Linked DNA regions of Homo sapiens: all the other regions are linked to region 1. The links are chromatin contacts, found by Hi-C or POLR2A ChIA-PET in ENCODE. All regions are on one chromosome and are shown on one strand. The core of a region is the stretch at or near the end of the contact, and the rest is flanking DNA. Distances in the headings are between cores, read along the strand shown. Region 1 overlaps PLXNC1 (plexin C1). Region 2 has its middle 41 kb from the start of MIR492. Region 3 has its middle 16 kb from the start of MIR492.

The links. A loop is a pair of places that touch in the nucleus more often than their neighbours do. ChIA-PET counts read pairs that join two places held with the same protein, here RNA polymerase II (POLR2A). Pooled maps may share reads with other maps.
Region 2: a loop to region 1 is called in a map with no recorded cell type, with 3 times the contacts of the local background. The contact joins two enhancer-like sites. A Hi-C loop is called at or near these places in 3 of 37 single-sample maps with no recorded cell type and 4 of 50 pooled maps. POLR2A ChIA-PET finds 5 or more read pairs at or near these places in 1 of 52 experiments (BJ).
Region 3: a loop to region 1 is called in a map with no recorded cell type, with 6 times the contacts of the local background. The contact joins two enhancer-like sites. A Hi-C loop is called at or near these places in 6 of 37 single-sample maps with no recorded cell type and 4 of 50 pooled maps.

The regions. Positions count from the first base shown.
Region 1 is chr12:94,303,588-94,306,175 of GRCh38, forward strand. It overlaps PLXNC1 (plexin C1), which reads left to right. Exons shown (of 31, transcript NM_005761.3): 29 at 169-309; 30 at 390-464; 31 at 1,594-2,588. The coding sequence ends at 1,698. It also overlaps a transcript of CEP83 not described here. Among named protein-coding and RNA genes, the nearest start is that of PLXNC1-AS1, 130 kb to the left of the region's middle. RefSeq lists an enhancer at 747-1,626 and a silencer at 2,241-2,340. Within about 2 kb of position 1,287, at least 3 of the 41 ENCODE cell types and tissues checked have a DNase peak (open chromatin) inside an H3K27ac peak, as active enhancers do.
Region 2 is chr12:94,873,796-94,876,383 of GRCh38, forward strand. No RefSeq gene overlaps it. Among named protein-coding and RNA genes, the nearest start is that of MIR492, 41 kb to the left of the region's middle. RefSeq lists silencers at 1-129, 140-239. Within about 2 kb of position 1,301, at least 3 of the 41 ENCODE cell types and tissues checked have a DNase peak (open chromatin) inside an H3K27ac peak, as active enhancers do.
Region 3 is chr12:94,816,882-94,819,469 of GRCh38, forward strand. No RefSeq gene overlaps it. Among named protein-coding and RNA genes, the nearest start is that of MIR492, 16 kb to the right of the region's middle. RefSeq lists an enhancer at 1,160-1,679. Within about 2 kb of position 1,315, at least 3 of the 41 ENCODE cell types and tissues checked have a DNase peak (open chromatin) inside an H3K27ac peak, as active enhancers do.

The DNA.
Region 1 (2,588 bases), core at 37-2,536:
CAGTCAACAACATTTAAGGCCTACTGCATGAAGCCTTGTTAGCAAGAGGTAAAACTGGTTGGTGGTGGGGGTTCAGCTACATTGGAATATTATAAATTCCTCCATCTTTTTTTTTTTTTTTTTTTACTCTTTTGGTGATGGTTGCTTTTTTTTTTTTTTTTTCCCCAGGAAGCACCAACTAATAAGCTTCTCTATGCCAAGGATATCCCAACCTACAAAGAAGAAGTAAAATCTTATTACAAAGCAATCAGGGATTTGCCTCCATTGTCATCCTCAGAAATGGAAGAATTTTTAACTCAGGAATCTAAGGTATCATTAGAAAGCAGAAATAAGCTTATATTTGGTTACTTTACGTCATTTCAGAATCTCTCAACAAGTCTTTCTTTTAGAAACATGAAAATGAATTTAATGAAGAAGTGGCCTTGACAGAAATTTACAAATACATCGTAAAATATTTTGATGAGGTAAGATTTTAAATAACATTGTTTTTAACCTTTGAATCAGGCACAAGGATGTGGTTATAGCATTCTGTCAGTTTCAGAACAGCTCTGGCATCCCAAAAGGCCAGAAAGGGAAGCCAGGAAGCCTGTCTGAGATGGGGGATCCTGGCACTGAGCCAGACCCTGTACATGGCTGCCCCCCTTACAGTTTTATCATGCTGCCCACATTTGGACCAGCCTGAATTTACATTTGAGTTCATGGGGCCTACAGCCACCCTGACTCAAGTTAACTTTGATGAGTAAGTAGTGGCCCTATTAAATGGGGTCAGCTTATGCTTGATTGTAATTTGCTAAAAATGAAAGCTAAGCTTGTTAAATTGCCTAGATTCTGTATTCAATCGTTATATGAAATTATGACATATTTCTAACTTAAGCGACTATTTCAATAAACCATTCTCCTTTATGATTAATTCTCCTTAATCTGGGTTTTTTTCTTTGGAAATTCAAACAGACACATTCATCAGATGCTTTGTTTCCAAACAAATGTTAACTCCCCCTTCCCTGATTCCCCCCCAATCATGCTGGGACAGGCTATCCATGTCAATGGTGAGAATAGCTCACCAATTCCATTTGCTACTTGAAGATGAAGTGAAGCTCTAAGGTAGGGTAGAGGCAATGAGTTCTTAAACATGATAAGCATCCCTCGTTCCAGGGGTCAGGGGAGAGAAGGGAAGCACGAGGAGGGACTACACTGCCCAGATGGGAGGGAAGGGAAGGATCTGTCTCTGACCAGGATGTCCCTGCCTGCTGCATTTAAGGAGAAATACTTGCCTGCATGTTGGCTGCCCAGGAATGCTTGCTGTGCTTGGAATGGCTGTGACATAATGCATAAAGCAGGGCCTAGGAAGCCTGGCCCCATATTTGTAAGCAAATAGTTGGTATTTCTTGCGAGCTTCTATTTTAAGCCAAGGTATTGTTGATCCTGTGATAAGGACTTAGCAAAACAACTTGCAAAGTGAGTATGTAAATGATGGAAGAAAATGTTGGCATCTGTTTCATACAGATTTTACCACTCACAGCATCAGGTATGCAAAAAACAGAATTGTAACGCTAAAACCACAATATCTAAAATAACTGTTCTAATTGTCAACAGATTCTAAATAAACTAGAAAGAGAACGAGGGCTGGAAGAAGCTCAGAAACAACTCTTGCATGTAAAAGTCTTATTTGATGAAAAGAAGAAATGCAAGTGGATGTAAGCACTCTGGGGCCTGGCTTAATCTGGCAAAGTTCTTCAGACGACTTGGGAGCAAAATGGCTGCTTGAGCTACTCTGTGTCGTTAATTTGTTGTTTGCACATAGGTTCCACTTTGGGCACTGTCTTTTTAAGAGACCAAGGCACATGCACAGCTTTTAGAAAGCATACCAACCCTTGTGCCTGTGTGTATACCGTGGGAACCCTTCTGTAAATAGAGTTGAAGTGGTTGTTGCAAACAGCCTCCTTGTTTACAGAGAATACAAGGCCAGTAAGCGAATGTCAGTATTGTAACTACAGTCTCCACTTAAGCACAATGATATAAGTGGTTTTGTTTGAAAACTACAGCTATGTAGCACTTGTGCTACACTGCACCTCTGCATTGTAAAGGGATACTGCCAGTGCTCAAAACAAAATGTGAAATGAGTCATTTGGAAACAAGGTGGGGGTGTTAGGGCAACCTCGAGGATTTGCAGCATTGAAACTTTCCCCAGTAGTTCTTGGAAAAGCTGACCGCAGAATTTGGTAGTGTACACTTAGCATTTGTGAGTGTGTGTGTGTGTTTAAACCAAAAACTAACAGTGTTGCAACATTGTTGAAAGGGCTCGTGTTTTTCAGTGGTCATCAACTGCACTCCATCAAACTCACCTCCATTTCACCAAGGAGCTCTAAAGTAAGGAGAGTGGGCTTTATTTAAATGAACAGCATTTTAACCAGATACTTTGTCCTAATGTATGTTCCTTTTCTTCATCTGTTTTTTCATACTAAATGTATTTGATAGTGGACATGTTGGATATTATACAAAAAAATCATTAATTCATTTCTGTTCCAAAACCTTTGATCAGAACGATCTGTGGAAGAGTAACTCCATTTCTATATGAGTGAGTGTCTCCT
Region 2 (2,588 bases), core at 51-2,550, 570 kb after region 1:
GTAGCGCTGGCCGCGGGGTCCCCGGGGCTCTCCCGGGCTGCGGCGGAGGCGCGGAGCCGGCCAAGGGCGCACTGAGCTCGCGGAGCTCCGGGGCCCCGGGGCCTTTCTGCCGCCGTCGCAGCGTCCCCGCCTCCTCGGGCCGCTTCGCCCCTCTCCTCTTCCTCGAGTTCTGGCCCCACCAGGAGCGGAGCGAGTCTCCGATGCCTGCCCCGCGGCCCCCAGAACTGAGCTGGAGAAGCTTTGGGGTGAAAGCTGGGCCCACCCTACAGGGACCCCAAGTTTGCGGAGCAAGAGTGGATTGGCGGAGAGCGCAGATGGCAATTCTCACCCGCCTTAAAAGTACCACCTTAAAATTCTCCCCATGGGATGGGAAGGTGGCCCGCTAATGTCCGTTCCTACTCTTCGTTTTCTTTTTAATTTTTCAGACAGGGTCTCGCTCTGTCCCCCAGGCTGAGCGCAGGGGCGCGATTTCGGCTCACTGCAGCCTTGCGATTCTCCCAGGCTCAAGCGATCCTCCCGCCTCAGCCTTCCCAGTAGCTGGGACCACAGGCGAGTGCTCCACTACGCCCGGCTAATTTTTGTATTTTTATTCTTTTGTAGAGACTGGTGTCTCGCCATTTTGCCCAGGCTGGTCTCGAACTCCTGGCCTCAAGCGACCCTCCAGCCTCGGCCTCCCAAAGTGCTGGGATGAGAGGTGTGAGCCAGTGCGTCGGCCCTTTACCATTCTTTAGATTCTGCGATTGTTTTTTGAAAGTCCTGAGCATTCATAAAGCTTTCCGAGGAGGGGTGGGAAGAGAGTTAAGAGCGGTAAACAGCAGATCCACCCGGGGCTGGAGGAAACACCGTGGAACAGAGACCGTCTGGTCTCATTCAGGTGAAGGAGCTCGGCAGGGGAAGAGGTCAGCATCCCCATTCCAGCGAAACCCACGGGTTTTCCTAGCAGTCCCCTGTGTGCACAGCTTTCTCTTCACAATCGACCTCCACCCCAACTTTTCCAAACAACACGGGAGCCCATCCCCAAATGCTAATGCTTCTGCGGGAAAAAAATGAGAAGGGGGAAAAATGTATTCCCCAGATCATGAAAACGCTGCACACCCTTGAGCTCAGAATGCAGGATCTAAATCCGCAAGAACAGGATGGAATGATGTGGGAAGGTCTTCCAGGAAGAAATCTGATTTTATTCTGCTTCGACTGCTGAACAAAGTAAATCAAATAGCACGGAACTCAAGGCAGCCTGAATTTTGTGTAGAAAAAAATATCTCTTGTTTGTCAGAGGATCCTTTGAAAAGCATCCAAGGACGCTTGTGTTTCCAAAGCGGCTGTGACAGGTATGCAGGCAGACAGCAGTGGGAATGCAAAGGCTTGTGCCGGGTAAACACTTCTCATGAGTGTTTCAGCTTTGGCATTGCCTTTATGCCAGTTATTCTGGCAGATCACCACTGCCAAAGAAATACCTTTATAATTTTCTAACATTGATTGTCAGCAGCACTATAGAGACCGTAATATTACACGAAGTACCTTAATGATCTAATGAATAAAAACATTTTGTCTGGATTTCTCTTTGGTGCCTATCAGCACAGATAGGGGGAGGAGTGACTGATGTGTGAGGGGGAAATGTAAGAAACGACAATTAATGACACTTGCTATGTCCCTTTTTTACTTTATCTTATGATCTGTATGCAGTGGGTTTTTTCCTCCCTGGATATATAATCTCTTCTGATTGAGCTTTTATGTTTTTGCCTTTCTTTGGGAAAATAACAATGTTAGTAAGTGTACTTCTGAGCCATACCTGTCTTATCATTTCAATCCACACAACTCTATGAAGTACGTACTGGGATATTATGGTTTTTTTAGAGGGAGATACTCGAGCTCAGAGAGGGCAGGTCATTTGCCCGAGATCATACAGCTTGTTAGTGGCACAGCCTGGATTTCAACTCAGGCAGTCTGACACGAGGACCCTCTCACTTAATGCCCATGCAATACTGCCCTCCTCTGCTTCATAGAAAAGGTGCAACTGTGTAAAGGTGTTCCTGGAAGTAAAAACGTGAGCTTTTGTCATAGATTAGTCACTTGACATCTCAGAGCCTTAGCTTCCTCATCAGTAAAATGACAACTTGGACTAAATAGATGCATTAAAGGCCTAGCCAGAAGTAAAGTTCAAGATTTAGAGTATTACTATGTGAGTATTAGAGTATCAGTATTCTTGCTCAGCATTGTAAGAAATCTTAACCTGGAGATACAGTGTTAGCCACTTCATTGGTTTGTGTGATCTCACCACAGCGCCTTGTTTTAACACTACTTGTGCTGCTTTCTACAACATTACCTCTTCCTGCTCCTTCTAATTAATACTCTTTGCTTTGCAAATGTGATATCTAATCAATTTAATGTTCTTTTTTTTTTTTTCTTTTCTTTGAGACGGAGTCTTGCTCTGTCGTGCCCAGTCTGGAGTGCAGTGGCGCGATCTCGGCTCACTGCTACTTCTGCCTCCTGGGTTTGAGCAATTCTCCCACTTCAGTCTCCCAAGTAGCTGGGACTACAGGCACCCACCACCACACCCAGCTAATTTTTTATATTTTTAGTAGAGGCAG
Region 3 (2,588 bases), core at 65-2,564, 510 kb after region 1:
AGCCGGGTGTGGTGGCTGGGGCCTGGAACCCCACCTACTTAGGAGGCTGAGGCACAAGAATTGCTTGAACCTGGGAGGCGGGCCATGAGCCTAGATCGCACCACTGCACTCCAGCTTGGATCACAGAGCGAGACTGTCTCAAAAAAAAAAAAAAAAAAAAAAAAAAAAGAAAGAACTTACTGTAAAATCTGCTTTGCTTTGTTACTCACTCTTATGAATACAGAGCCAATCACTGGTTCTAGCCTCACTATTATGCTATATTAAGGGAGGAGACCACCCCTCATATTGTCTTACACCCAATTTCTGCCTCCAAATAAAGAAGTAAAAACTAAAAGGCAGAAATGAAATCCACAGGCAGACAGCCCAGCGCTGAGCCCTGGGCCTGGTAGTTAAAGATCGACCCCTAACCTAAGCGGTTATGTCATCTATAGATTCCAGACATTATATGGAAAAGCATTGTGAAAATCCCTGTCCTGTTCCGTTCTGATTACCAGTGCATGCAGCCCCCAGTCACGTACTCCCAGCTTGCTCAATCGATCACGATCCTCTCACGCGGACCCCCTTAGAGTTGTAAGCCCTTAAAAGGGACAGGAATTGCTCACTTGGGGAGCTCAGTTGTTGGAGACGTGAGTCTTGCCGACGCTCCCAGCCGAATAAAGCCCTTCCTTAACTCGGTGTCTGAGGGGTTTTGTCTGCAGCTCGTCCTGCTACAATATTACTGTATATATGTAAAATATGCTATATTACTATATTTTCTCATTTATAAAGTGGGAGTAAAAATAACAGCTACCTCATTGCATTTTTGTGAGGATTAAATTAGTTAACACATGTATAATAGTTATGGGACATAGTGACCACTTAAGAAATGTTAGCTAGTATTATTGTTGTTGTTACCAGGCACTGTTCTGGCTAACATTCTATTAGACCAAGTTAAATATTAGTTCATTTAGTTAATCTGCCCAGAAAAGTATTAATAGAAGCAAGTTGCCCATATAACCTGTCCCCTTGACAACAAAATTTGCCTTCTGAAAGCCATTAATGGATTCTCAAGGTACAAGAATTGCCTATGAATTGTTTACTTTTTAGAATATGATTTCCCCTTGAGGCAGAATATATATTTAACAGGTCCTAAATGTATACCAGAAAGAACTGAATCGCCAGCTTCACTAACAGGTTTCTCTAAAAAGAAAATCAGACAGCAATTTTACCTTCTGTTCAGGCCAGATGATGTTCCTAATCCTGCAAGGTCTGGGGTACTTTCATCTGATAAGAGCCCATGAGCTTCTGAGAGCTTCAAATGACTACTACTTAGGTTAAAAATAAGCACCGAGAAACAAAAACTGAGAAACAAAAGCAGAAGTATTTCTAAAATTGCTCTCTTCGCACTGTCTCGCTGCGGGTACTTTCCTGTCTCTCAGATCACTGACCTTCAGTCCAGCAATTTCCAGTGTCCTGCAGGCTGCTGATCCCAAGATGCTCAGCCACACAAAGGTGTTGCGGCCAAGTAAGGTTGGGGAACCCATACTATACTCCCTTTTGCCACAATACCTTTTTAACCAGACTCCTTTTGTGATAGTAGGTAGCTAGTTAGACCTGAGCAGGGCAGAAGAGGGCTCCCCTGCCCCACTCCAGGAGTGTCAGGCAACCACTGAGGTCAGGCAGTTGTTAACTGTCTCTCTAAAATAATAATTGGGCCGGGCACGGTGGCTCACACCTGTAATCCCAGCACTTTGGGAGGCTGAGGCAGGCGGATCTCTTGAGGTCTGGAGTTTGAGACCAGCTTGGCCAACACAGTGAAACCCCATCTCTAATAAAAATACAAAAATTGGCAGGGCATGGTTGCGGGCACCTGTAATCCCAGCTTCCCCGGGAGCCTGAGGCAGGAGAATCGCTTGAACCTGGGAGGCGGAGGTTGCAGTGAGCCGAGATCGCACCACTGCACTCCAGCCTAGGCTACAGAGCGAGAATCTAAATAAAAGAATAAAATAAAATAAAATAATAATTGGTCACAGCCAGCACCAGAGAAAGGCAGTCTCCCAATAGATAGAAACACCTGAAGCTGGGAATCAGCAGTTTCCTGATAAGATCTCAGGAGTTGGGCCAGTGGGCTCAAGCAAAAAAGAGGCAAAATGGCAAAGTTTAACTGGTATATGACCTTCTAGGAACATTCAACTGGTAAGAGAAGAATGCCTCGAGTGAGCATGCGTACAACTCCAGTAAACATACCGTGCATGCATCACTCCTAAGTGCTGGCAGCCACTGCGGATGCGGAGAGCCCACCCAAGGGAAGAATCAGGAGACAAGGGACACAAGCTCCTGGAAATATGACAACATATAAAATCCCAAGTCAATGGGGAATCCATGCACTTGATCTCTCCAGTCACCCCCTTGGCCCTCTTCCAAGTTCACTTCCTTTCATTCCTGCTGTAAAGCTTTTGAATAAACTTTCATTCCTCTAAAACTTGCCTTGGTCTCTGTGTCAAATATTTTCTTCTGAAGAGGGAAGAATTGAGGTTGCTGCAGACCTGTATGGACTCACCACTGCTAACACCTTTTTCAAGGAATATCTACTAGAATCTAGGTGTTGG